Linked DNA regions of Homo sapiens: region 2 is linked to region 1. A link is a contact called in ENCODE Hi-C or POLR2A ChIA-PET data. All regions are on one chromosome and are shown on one strand. Each heading gives the region's core, a stretch centred on a gene start or an enhancer-like site at or near the end of the contact. The rest is flanking DNA. Distances are from core to core; before and after follow the strand shown. Region 1 has its middle 39 kb from the start of LINC01819. Region 2 has its middle 20 kb from the start of LINC01819.

What was found. Hi-C counts contacts between places; a loop is a spot of excess contacts on that map. ChIA-PET counts read pairs that join two places held with the same protein, here RNA polymerase II (POLR2A). Pooled maps may share reads with other maps.
Region 2: a loop to region 1 is called in a pooled map, with 1.9 times the contacts of the local background. The contact joins two enhancer-like sites. A Hi-C loop is called at or near these places in 1 of 168 maps with a recorded cell type or tissue (astrocyte of the cerebellum) and 2 of 50 pooled maps. POLR2A ChIA-PET finds 5 or more read pairs at or near these places in 4 of 52 experiments (Caco-2, HepG2, MCF 10A and 1 more).

What each region holds. Positions count from the first base shown.
Region 1 is chr2:42,999,120-43,002,038 of GRCh38, reverse strand. No RefSeq gene overlaps it. Among named protein-coding and RNA genes, the nearest start is that of LINC01819, 39 kb to the left of the region's middle. RefSeq lists enhancers at 673-1,454, 1,479-1,538. Within about 2 kb of position 1,403, at least 5 of the 41 ENCODE cell types and tissues checked have a DNase peak (open chromatin) inside an H3K27ac peak, as active enhancers do.
Region 2 is chr2:43,057,976-43,060,675 of GRCh38, reverse strand. No RefSeq gene overlaps it. Among named protein-coding and RNA genes, the nearest start is that of LINC01819, 20 kb to the right of the region's middle. Within about 2 kb of position 1,300, at least 15 of the 41 ENCODE cell types and tissues checked have a DNase peak (open chromatin) inside an H3K27ac peak, as active enhancers do.

The DNA of each region.
Region 1 (2,919 bases), core at 154-2,653:
TCCTTTACACACCTTCAGCCCTGTGCCAGTTGACCCCACCCAGCAGGCAGCCATTTCACTGTGGGGCTCCCTGCATCAATGCACTGAATGGCACCCTGTTGCCCCCATTCCACTGTTCATTGTGCCTGACTCCCTACTTAATTTTTAAGACTTAAGTTAATTTCTTCAGGAAGCCTTCTCACCTCCCACTCAAGGCCAGGTTGGGTTCCCCTTCCCTGAGCACCCATGGTACCCTGAATCCACTTGTAAGAGCCCCCACCCTTCCTTGAGGTATGGATCTCCTTTCTTGCCTATAGTAGGACCTCTCCTACTAGACTGGGAGCTCTCTGAGGGGCAGGCACTGGGTCTGCTGTCCTTGTATTTGTGGAGGACAGCTCACAGTAGGTGCTCAGTTAGGGCTACCAAATTTAACAAATAAAAATACAAGATGCCCAGTTAATTCTGAATTTCAGATAAACAATGAATAGTAATAATAAAATAATAACAATGAATAGAAATATTGCATTATTTTATCTGTCAACCCAATGCCCAATAAATGTGGATTGCATTAATTCATAGGTGAATGAGCAAACAGCACAGAAAAAGAAACAGCAGTATATGTGGAAGAAAGCAAGAAAAATCAACTGGCCTGGAACCTAAGACTTGTCCAAAGATGTCACAGAGAGTAAAATGAGAAAAATCCAGTAGCCCGTGCCCAGAGCAGTTCCTCGTACCCAGTGAGTACTCCATCAGTAGTGACTGAGAGACTGAATGAATATTTTGCAGGAGGGAGGTGGTGTTGAATGCCAGAAAAAGTAGCAAGGATGTCAAAACAGAAATGGAGGGTGTGGTGGCGACAGTGGCTTTGGTCATGGGACATTTGAGGGAGTCAAGTGACCAGCAGGCTGCAGCCTCCAAGTCCCCAAAACTCAGATTCACAGAGTGGCCATGTCCTTATGAGAAATCAAGACTCTCCTCCCGGGCATTGTAGGGGTCTGTGCCTGCCTCGGCGCAGGTGCAGTTCAGCAGTGGACAGGGCAGCCCAGGCTCGAGAGGCCTTCCCAGGCCCACAGGCACAGCCACCCCCTCTAGCGGGACCTCCACTGTCAACCTTGGCCTGACTGGATGCCAGAGGATCACAATAAGTGCAGACCCCGGTTCTCCCCTCCCCATCACAGAGCAGAGGGAGCCACAGTTCCCTTGGGGCCCCTGGAAGCCCCCACCAGACTGGGCTTCCCCTGGAGCTCCGCATGCAGAACGTGGCCTTGGGGAGTTTCCCGAACCCTCTGAACCCTCTGAAACATGCGGCTGGGCTCCCAGGCCCCAGGCTGCCAGGCAGTGTTGTGGGGAGAGGGATGGTGTTGAGCTCCGGGGAGGAAACAGACCCCCATTGTCCCCCTGGGCCTGGCAGCACAAAGGGAGCCTGTGTCATGGCAGCAGATGTATGTGGCTGACTGTGGTGGACACCGGCCTAGGAGAAGCATACAGCCTGGGGACCCTGTCTGCTTCATGTCCCTCCAAGTGGGACCTGTGGGCTGGTTCTCTGTGCCTGAGGGATGGCATGTACGTGGGGCCACTGGCTATCTCCGACGGTGCACACCGTGTGTTCACACCAGGAGGTCTGAGTGCAGCAAGTGTATGCTTGCGTGTCTGCATGTGGCGATACACGTGTGCCTGGGCGAGTCTGCAAGTACGTAAGCATGTGGGTCTGTGAGTGTGCGCATCACATGGAGGGCAGGTGATGCTTCTGCGCACGTGGGAGCCCATGTGCCCAAACAGGCCGCCTTCCCCAAGAGCCTGGCCAAAAACGGCAGAACTGGCTGCCGAGCTTTCTTGGGAAAAAAAGTACCAAGATTGGGACCAAGGCTCTGTCCAAGGGAGACTCAGGCTGTGCACACACACATGCACACACACACACGCACACACACACAGTGGAGATGCTGCATTCTGCCTGGTACAGTGTTAGAGGGCAGGGCGGGGTGGGGCAGTGGAGGGGGGGTGGGTTCTCCTGTGGGGTGAGGGCCGCCCAGATGCTCCTGGGGTTTTGGGTGTGGCTGCCTCCTTCACTTAGCCTCTCCTTGTCTCTGGCCTTGGCTTCCTTTCTGCTTCCTAGCGTCCTGAACGATCAGGAACCTCTTTCGGGTTGGGGACCCTCACACAAGTAGTGGTGGGGTAGAAGGGCAGGAATGGCTGTGGTCTTCCAGGTTCAGGACATGCCCCAAGAGCTGAGCTGCCTAGTATGGCCTTGCATCCCTCCCACCCCAACCCCCAGTGAATTGGATCCCACCCACTCAGCCTGCACTTCCAGCCTTACCAGAATCAGGAAATGAGATTTCAACTCCATTCAACTAAATCCAACAAATATTTACAGAGGATCTTCTAAGCAGTAGGTTCTGTAAAGCTGGGAGGGGCAGGGAGAGGCCCTTTTCTGGGCCCTGCCTCCTGGGATGACTCCAGGTTCAAGACAACAAGGCCTTCCCTACGGCTTTGCTCCCTACGGACACCCACAGCTGCTGCCTGCACCCAGCACCCACACCCCTGCCCACTGGCCATGATTAGAGGCCCTGTCCATGAGGGATGCATGGAGGAGCCTCTCAGGGATAATGCCTACTGCACTGGTTCCCCCCTCGCCCCTCCAGGGGTTGCCGTATCCCCTGCGCCCTTTAGGAGATGGTGCAAGATGCTGAGGAACTCAGAAGCTTGGGTTTCCTTCTGATTATATTACTCTCCACAAAGACGGCTCCTCTGCCTTCAGAGTCCCACCCAGCAGGTGGGACTCTGGGGCTTTTGAAAATGGGCAGGCATCTCCCAGCTTATCCCATGGGAAAAGATGGAAGCTCCCTCCCTCTATCTTGGTCTCCAAGGGAAATGCGCCTTATGACCCTTTGGGTTAGGTGTAAAAATATTGTGAGTCAGTTTGTTTTTTCCATCTGGAAATTT
Region 2 (2,700 bases), core at 51-2,550, 59 kb before region 1:
CACATCTCTGGGGCCAGCCCTGCTCCTTATCTGGAGGCAACCCATCAGAGGAGTTAAAGGGTCAACTCTGGAATTGGAAAAGCTGGCCACTCACCAGCATGTGACCTTGGATAAGGCTTACACCCTCTCTGAGCCTCAGAGTACTCATCTACAAAGAGTGGTGAAAAATCTGTGTCAGAGGGTTCTTGCAAAGGTAAGTTGAGATAATGCCCATGAGGGCCAACACCTGGTACATGCTGGGGACTTGGTGAGTGTTACAGTCAATTTATCTTCCCTTTAGTCTACCTTTGAGCAAGATCAAACAGCCACTTTGCCCTCATACCTGGAATCCAGCCCTTCCTCTGGATCCCACGCCCCATGTGGCAGTTTTAAAACCTGGCCCCCAAATTCCAACACTCTTTCCATCTAGAGATCAGCAATTTTTTTTTTTTTTTTTTTTTTTTTTTTTTTGCTTTTTTATTTTGAGACGGAGTTTCGCTCTTGTTGCCCAGGCTAGAGTGTAATGGCGCGATCTCTGCTCACTGCAACCTCCACCTCCCGGGTTCAAGTGATTCTTCTGCCTCAGCCTCCCAAGTAGCTGGGATTACAGGCATGCACCACCACGCCAGGCTAATTTTTGTATTTTTAGTAGAGACGGGGTTTCTCCATGTTGGTCAGGCTGGTCTTGAACTCCCAACTTCAGGTGATTCGCCCGACTCAGCCTTCCAAAGTGCTGGGATCACAGGCGTGAACCACCACGCCCGGCCTAGAGGTCAATTTTATATCCCCTCCTGTTGAATCTGGAATATGTGACTGCTTCACATAATAGAATATGGCAAAAGTGATGCTGCTGCCAGCTCTGGGCCTAGGCTTTCAGAAACTGTCATCTTCTACTTCCTGTCTCTTGGGGTTTTCACTCTTGGAATCCAGCCACGGTACTGAGAGGGAGGGTGAGCAGCCTGTGGAGAGGCCCATGTGGAGAGGAACGGAGGCCCCAGCTCTCAGCCCTGGCTGAGCTCCCAGCCAGCAGCCAGTTCTCGCTGACTGCCTGAATCATCTTACAAGTGGGCCCTCAAGTCCGCAGATGAGCTGCCCTAGCTACCACCTTGCAGAGAAGAAACGAACCTTCCCACCATGCCCTGCCCAAACTGTAGATTCAGGAGCGAAATTAGTCATTGATGATATTTTAGGCCATTAAGTTTTGGAGTTACAAAGCCATAGTAACCTGAACATCTGCTAACTGGGTCCAGGACTGTTACTATTGCTCCACCTCCTCCTCTTCCTCCTCTCCGCCGTGTGCTTGAGTTGTGATGTGGGTTGTGGTGTGGTGGTTTAGTGGGTGGGCACCGAGCCACACTACCTGGGCTCAAATCCTGACTCTCACATATCAATTGTATGACTCTAAGGAAGCAACGTAGTCTCTCTGTGCCTCAGTTACCGTGTCTGTAAAATGGGGGTGAAAGTAGTACAGAATTGTTGGGAAGATTAAATGAACTAAGCAACATAAAGCACGTAGAAAAGCACCGGGCATGTGTACAATTATTCTGCCAAGCCAAGGCCCCAGCCCTCTTGGGTTCTGGGGTGCTGACTCCCTGGGGCCTCCATCATTTGAGATGATCCCTACCTGGCCATTTGAGGCCCCAGACTTCCCAGGTGCCACCAGCCTACCTCCCCGGACTATCACTCTTCCTGCTGGTGTCAGGCTTTGCCCATTAGGCCAGTCTTGCTCACTCCCATGACACTTCTGGCTCTGCCCCCTGGTCCTTCCCTGCACTGCTATAATTCTGACTTCCTTTTGGCTGGGCTGTTGGGGAAAAAGAGAGAGTGGTGAAGCGGAGGTGGACCCCCGCCATAGAGGGTGGTGCACTGGTGGGTGTGTTGGGGGAGCTTTAGTTCATAAACTTTACTGGGAAACAGAAGCCTTATCATCCACACATCTCTTGGGAAGACATTGATTTTCTTGCTGACATGAGTCCAGAGAGTAAGAAACACACTCACAATATGAGCAAGGCCTGCCGTGGAAAGCCAGAGAATTTTCACTAAATCTTTCTTAGGAATTGCAATGATAGCACGCAGCAGATTCCTGAGGAAGGTGGCGTTGCGTGTTAATTAGGTTTTGCCAGAGAAAAATGAACGTGCTCTAAGACACTTTCCCACGTATGTGTTCGTGCAGGTTGTGAGAACTCAGAAAAGCTTTGCATCCAGGCTGTGCCCAGGACTCAGATTTCACTAGCTCCAGGGGTTCTCTTTTGCAGTGAACACAGTGGCCTCCTCATTAGAGCTTTTCAAACCAGGGTGGGCACTGAGGAAGGGATTGAAAGTCCCCTGGGGCAGAGGGACCTTTGAAATGGGGAGCCACTGCCCCAGCCTGAGAAGCAGAGAACAGTGACCTGGGGGGGCGTCCATGGGGGTAGCCTGAGTTCCGGAGCTTGGTGGTCCCGCAGCGCTACTTAAAGGTCACTGCACCATCTCCAGTGATTCCCTGAGTCTGCCCTGCGGCTTCCAATTCCCCCAGTGGGCCTGGAAGAACGACCCACTTCATGCTGGGAAAGCCATGCTGATGCTGTTGACCTGCAGGAATAGAATTTGGAACCGTATCCCTCCCTCCATCCCCTCACAGGAGACAGAAAGCAGGGAGGATTGAGAGGATCTGGGCACGCGGGGGTTGCTCAGGAAGCAGGAGGGGGCTGGCTGCAGGGAGAGAGCAGCAGGAGTTCACCT